Linked DNA regions of Homo sapiens: region 2 is linked to region 1. A link is a contact called in ENCODE Hi-C or POLR2A ChIA-PET data. All regions are on one chromosome and are shown on one strand. The core of a region is the stretch at or near the end of the contact, and the rest is flanking DNA. Distances in the headings are between cores, read along the strand shown.

Region 1 (2,782 bases), core at 76-2,575:
GTGGTTCCTGAGTCTAGGCAATTGTGCTGGCCTCTGCTCCCAGCCCCTGGGGAAGTTGCCGGTGGCTCCTGCCCCACAGAGCCTGGCCCCCCCCCAGAGCTGCCTGGGTCACCTCAACCCTCTCAACAGTGCCCTTCCCACCCCACCCTGCAGGACAAGGTGCTGCGGATGCTGTACGTGTGGGCGCTCTGCCGAGACCAGGACGAGCTCAACCCCTACGCGGCCTGGCGGCTCCTGGACATCTCGGCCTCCAGCACCGAGCAGATTCTCTGAGTGTGGTGCCGGAGCCAGGTAGCCCCGGCCTGGGTCATCAGGCACAGAGGCACCGCAACACCACCTGCGGCAACTCCAGACCTCTGGGAACAAGACTGCGGGCTCTGCCCCCAGCTCTGCCAGGACGGCTGCAAGACCAGCTGGCCCGGGAGGGGACAACGGGCTGTTGCGGGTGCGCGGCAGCTGGAGACACTCCCCCGCAGGGCCAACCCCTGCCCTGTTGCTCTGCCCTGCAGGGGTCCCGGCGCCTGGTCACCTGGGGTGCACACAGGTCACACAGTGCCAAGAGGCCCCAGGGCCCAGGGACTCCCCCCACAGCAGGGTGGGACCCGGGACCCGCGGCTCAGTGGCCCGCTAGCCACGTCAGCCAAGCCACTTTAGGTCCATTTTTTAATTTTAACAGTGCTCTTCCATCTTGTGCATAAGCCTGAGATTTGGAAAGAATAAAACACCGAATTGCAGAAGAGCAGCTACGGAGTCTGAAGTGTCTTCTCTGGCGCGGGAGTGGCCGAGGCGATGGTGGGGGTGGGAGCAGGCGGCTGCTGTGGGAGGCGGTCAAGGTCGAGTGAGGAACTGCAGCCGCAGTGGGTGGACGCCTTGCCCAGGGCTGGACCCTGAGTTGGAAGACGAGGCCAGTGACAGACAAAACTAGGGGGACTTACTCATCCCAGTGACCTGCCTGAGCTCTCTGAGAATTGAGGTCCCCAGGGCCGGGGGAGCTTGAGTGCCCATATGAGTGTTTTAGGGCCACTGAGGTCCCCCCACAAACAGGGAGTCTCGAGTGGGGTCTATCGCGGAGGAGAATGCAGGCACAGGGCAGGCTGGGGGGCCCGAAGTGCCAGGGGAGGTGGGAGTGGCAGCTGCCCACTCCCCGGCGAGGTCGTGGGTGCTCGCGGGTCCTCGGGGCTGGGGTTCCGTCCTCCCGCAGGCCCGGGCGGGGTCGCTGGCTCGCGCGCCGCTCCCTGCGCAGCCTCCGCCCCCTGCAGCCCCGCCCCCCGCGGCGGCCCCGCCCCCGTCGCCATAGGAACAGCCGCGGCGGCCCGGCTCGCGCGCTGCTTGCCTGCCTCGGTCTCCGCCGCTCCAGGGGCGGGTGGGGTGGGCTGAGCCGGAGCCCGGGCCGCCGCCGCCGCCGCCGGGGAGAGGCCGAACGCGCAGCCGGCGCGGGTCCCTGAGAGAGCGCGGCCGCCGGGCGGTCGGTCCCCGTCCGGGTCGAAGCCAGGGTGAGGGGCGCGCCGGGGCGGGGGCGGTGGGGGAGGGGGTCCCAGGCCGCCGAGAACAAAGGGAGCGGGGGCAGGGGCCGCGGGGACCGTCCCCACGCCGCGCGCCCGGGCCGCGGCCGCGCTTTCGCACCTGTTGTGTGCGGCCCAGGCCGGGCGCGGCTCCGTTTCCCGGCTCTCAGCGCCCCCACCTGCGCGCACGGCCAGAGTTGGGTCCCCGCGTGGTGGTGGCGGCGATCCGGCGGGCCGGGCATGGGCGTAGCCCGGGGACCGAGGCGCGGGCGGGGGATGGGGTCGGGCACGTTAAGGGAGGCGGCGGCGGCGGCGGCAGGAGGGGGCGAAGCGGAGGAGGCGCGGGAGGGAGGGCGCAGCCTCATCCCCGGCGCCCGGGGCGGGTCCCCTCCTCCGCAGGGCGCGCGGCGATGTGAGCCATGAGCGCGACGTGGACGCTGTCGCCGGAGCCCCTGCCGCCGTCGACGGGGCCCCCGGTGGGCGCGGGCCTGGACGCGGAGCAGCGCACGGTGTTCGCCTTCGTGCTCTGCCTGCTCGTGGTGCTGGTGCTGTTGATGGTGCGCTGCGTGCGCATCCTGCTCGACCCCTACAGCCGCATGCCCGCCTCGTCCTGGACCGACCACAAGGAGGCGCTCGAGCGCGGGCAGTTCGACTACGCGTTGGTGTGAGGGGCGCGGCGCCCCCTAGCCGGCCCTGCGCCGGGGTCTCAGAGGGCCGGCCCGGCGGGGGGCGCCGCGGGGCCAGGACTGCGCTCAGGATCCCGCCCCGGAGCCCCCAGCCCGGGGGAGAGGGGGAGGGAGTTGGGAGAAGCCCAGCCCCTCCCCCTCGAGACCCCTCCCATGTCCCTTCCTGGCCTGGCCGGAGCCCCACCTCGTGCCTTTATCCGCCCTGTCCCTTCCTCTCTGCGCATCTCACCCGCCCGGCTGGCCCCCACCCCCGACTCTGAATCCCGGGCGGGAGGAGGACCCCCGCACCGCCCCCTCCCCAGCGTGTAAGTGGCTCTGCTATTGTGCGTCCCTGGAAGTGGGGACCCCCTTGTCCCTCCTCCCTCCCCTGTTGTCTGGCCGTCGTCAACCCCACCTTGACTGAGTGTTGAGCCCGTCCTTGGGCTCTGGTCCCTGCGGGGCAGGCTCTCCCGGGCCCACGGGGCGGACGCTGCATACCAATTTGCCCTGCACCGCCTGTCCCGGAGACGGAGCCCGAAGGCCTGCCATGGCGGCTGTGTCGAGGATGCGTGGCGCCTGCCGTGGCGGGACAGCGTGGGCAGGCTCATTTCTGCC
Region 2 (2,782 bases), core at 129-2,628, 2.2 Mb before region 1:
TGTCTGTTTTGTTCCTAAATGTATTCCCAGTGCCTAGAAAGGGGGCTGGCACACATTTGTGCCTAGTGACTGCTTTTTTTTTTTTTTCTTTTGAGACAGAGTCTTGCTCTGTCGCCCAGGCTTGAGTGCAGTGGCGTGATCGCAGCTCACTGCAGCCTGGAACTGCTGGGCTCAGGCGATCTTGGGATGACAAGCCCTTGCCACCATGCCCAGCTAATTTTTGTATTTTTTGTATAGACAGGGTCTCTCTGTGTTGTCTAGGCTGGTCTCCAACTCCTAGGCTCAAGTGATCAGCCCACCTCGGCCTCCCAAAGTGCTGGAATTACCGGCCTGAACGGCCCCATAAGCCTTGTTTTTATTTATTTATTTATTTTTGAGATGGGCTATCACTTTGTTGCCCGGGCTGGAGTGCAGGGGAGCGATCATGGCTCACTGAAGCCTTGAACTCCTGGGCTCAAGTGATCCTCCTGCCTCAGCCTCCCGAATAGCTGGGACCAGAGGTGTGCACCACCACGTCTGTCTAATTTTTTTTTTTTTTTTTTGTAGAGACAGGGGTCTCCCCATGTTGCCCAGGCTGGTCTCGAACTCCTGGTCTCAAGCGATCCTCTCGCCTCGGCCTCCCAAAGTGCTGAGCTTGCAGGCGTGAGCTACGGCGCCCGGCCTCGCTTGTCGAATGAATGAATGCTTGAGATGCGTTATCCGGCCTGGCGCCAAGAGCTCGGTGTTGAAGCCAGAGTGGGATCACCCTGGGGCCCTCCAGCCGTGGGGGGAATGAGATGGGGACTGAAATTATGGGCCCGGGACATCGCGGGTGTAGACGCGCGCATCCCCGCGTGGAAGCGGAGGGGTCTCGCTGGGCCCCAGCACCCCGTCTTCCTTCCGTTCCTCCTCTGCCTGCAGGTCCGCCGCGATGGGGAAGCCCTGGCTGCGTGCGCTACAGCTGCTGCTCCTGCTGGGCGCGTCGTGGGCGCGGGCGGGCGCCCCGCGCTGCACCTACACCTTCGTGCTGCCCCCGCAGAAGTTCACGGGCGCTGTGTGCTGGAGCGGCCCCGCATCCACGCGGGCGACGCCCGAGGCCGCCAACGCCAGCGAGCTGGCGGCGCTGCGCATGCGCGTCGGCCGCCACGAGGAGCTGTTACGCGAGCTGCAGAGGCTGGCGGCGGCCGACGGCGCCGTGGCCGGCGAGGTGCGCGCGCTGCGCAAGGAGAGCCGCGGCCTGAGCGCGCGCCTGGGCCAGTTGCGCGCGCAGCTGCAGCACGAGGCGGGGCCCGGGGCGGGCCCGGGGGCGGATCTGGGGGCGGAGCCTGCCGCGGCGCTGGCGCTGCTCGGGGAGCGCGTGCTCAACGCGTCCGCCGAGGCTCAGCGCGCAGCCGCCCGGTTCCACCAGCTGGACGTCAAGTTCCGCGAGCTGGCGCAGCTCGTCACCCAGCAGAGCAGTCTCATCGCCCGCCTGGAGCGCCTGTGCCCGGGAGGCGCGGGCGGGCAGCAGCAGGTAACCTCGCAGCCTCCCCGGAGAGCAGCATCGTCTGTGAAATGGGGGTTTTGCAACCCCACGATCTCTTATCCACAGTTCTGAAATCCGCAAAACCCTGAAAACCGGATTCCTACTCGCCCCTTCTGGTAACTTATTTGGGTCAAAAAGTGACTGGTGGCTATTTATAGCCTTCACTTAACCACTTAATGTGAATAGTCATAGGATCCTATAATTAAACATATCATTATCACGTAAAGACCAAAAACCCCTTTAGGAGTGTTATGTATATTCTATACACACATGCATATACATAACCCTCCCTGTGTCACTGTGTCTAAATCCAGCCGTGTTATTCTGAATTCTGGAACGTGTCCTGGTCTGGGTTTGGGATAAGAGAATGTTGCTCTGTGACAGTCCCTACGTTACAGGGTTGGTGAGAGGAGTCAGTAAGTTAGATACTGTTGGATGTGTTGTTATTATCCCTACTCTACAGAGGAGGCTGGGGCACAGATCAATTAAACCATGAGCACCAAGAGCCGGTATTTAAGCCCAGCTCTGTCTGCACTTTATTTTTTTAATTTTATTTTTGAGATGGAGTCTCGCTCTGTCTCCCAGGCTGGAGTGCAGTGGTGCAATCTTGGCTCACTGCAACCTCCACCTCCCAGGTTCAAGCGATCCTCCTACCTCAACCTTCCGAGTAGCTGGCATTACAGGCGTGAGCCAACACACTCAGTTAATTTTTTTTGTATTTTTAGTAGAGACGGAGGTTTCACCATGTTGGTCAGGCTGGTCTCGAACTCCTGACCTCAGGTGATCCGCCCGCCTCGGCCTCCCAAAGTGCTGGGATTACAGGCACGGGCCATAGCGCCCAGCCTGTCTGCACTTTAAAGCCAAGTTGTTTAGCTTTTGGGGAGGATCATTCCTAGGGCTGGGACACCCCCACTGCCAGATGTCCAGGTCATTTGGGAGCTGGGAGATTTATCCACCATTTCTGCCCCTGAGACCAGGCCTCCTGGCCTGAGGGTTAGTGCAATTACACCTGACTTTCTCCGTCACCCCAGGTCCTGCCGCCACCCCCACTGGTGCCTGTGGTTCCGGTCCGTCTTGTGGGTAGCACCAGTGACACCAGTAGGATGCTGGACCCAGCCCCAGAGCCCCAGAGAGACCAGACCCAGAGACAGCAGGAGCCCATGGCTTCTCCCATGCCTGCAGGTCACCCTGCGGTCCCCACCAAGCCTGTGGGTAAGTCGACATTAGGGCTGAGGAATTGTGGGTAGAGGAAAATTGAGGAGTCAGGATTTTAGTGGC

What was found. Hi-C counts contacts between places; a loop is a spot of excess contacts on that map. ChIA-PET counts read pairs that join two places held with the same protein, here RNA polymerase II (POLR2A). Pooled maps may share reads with other maps.
Region 2: a loop to region 1 is called in a pooled map, with 6 times the contacts of the local background. The contact joins the enhancer-like site here to the promoter of CTXN1 in region 1. A Hi-C loop is called at or near these places in 5 of 50 pooled maps. POLR2A ChIA-PET finds 5 or more read pairs at or near these places in 4 of 52 experiments (AG04450, HepG2, PC-3 and 1 more).

Annotation. Positions count from the first base shown.
Region 1 is chr19:7,924,678-7,927,459 of GRCh38, reverse strand. CTXN1 (cortexin 1) reads left to right here and starts at 1,325. Exons shown (of 2, transcript NM_206833.4): 1 at 1,325-1,493; 2 at 1,902-2,782. The coding sequence starts at 1,922. The coding sequence ends at 2,170. It overlaps TIMM44 (translocase of inner mitochondrial membrane 44), which reads left to right. Exons shown (of 13, transcript NM_006351.4): 13 at 154-742. The coding sequence ends at 273. It overlaps LOC124904629 (a long non-coding RNA gene), which reads right to left and starts at 2,055. Exons shown (of 2, transcript XR_007067120.1): 1 at 1,624-2,055; 2 at 650-887. RefSeq lists an enhancer at 1-644 and silencers at 1,141-1,410, 1,941-2,030.
Region 2 is chr19:10,094,692-10,097,473 of GRCh38, reverse strand. ANGPTL6 (angiopoietin like 6) reads left to right here. Exons shown (of 6, transcript NM_031917.3): 2 at 901-1,492; 3 at 2,536-2,716. The coding sequence starts at 911. Among named protein-coding and RNA genes, the nearest start is that of ANGPTL6, 6.6 kb to the left of the region's middle. RefSeq lists silencers at 1,149-1,208, 1,269-1,408. Within about 2 kb of position 1,378, at least 18 of the 41 ENCODE cell types and tissues checked have a DNase peak (open chromatin) inside an H3K27ac peak, as active enhancers do.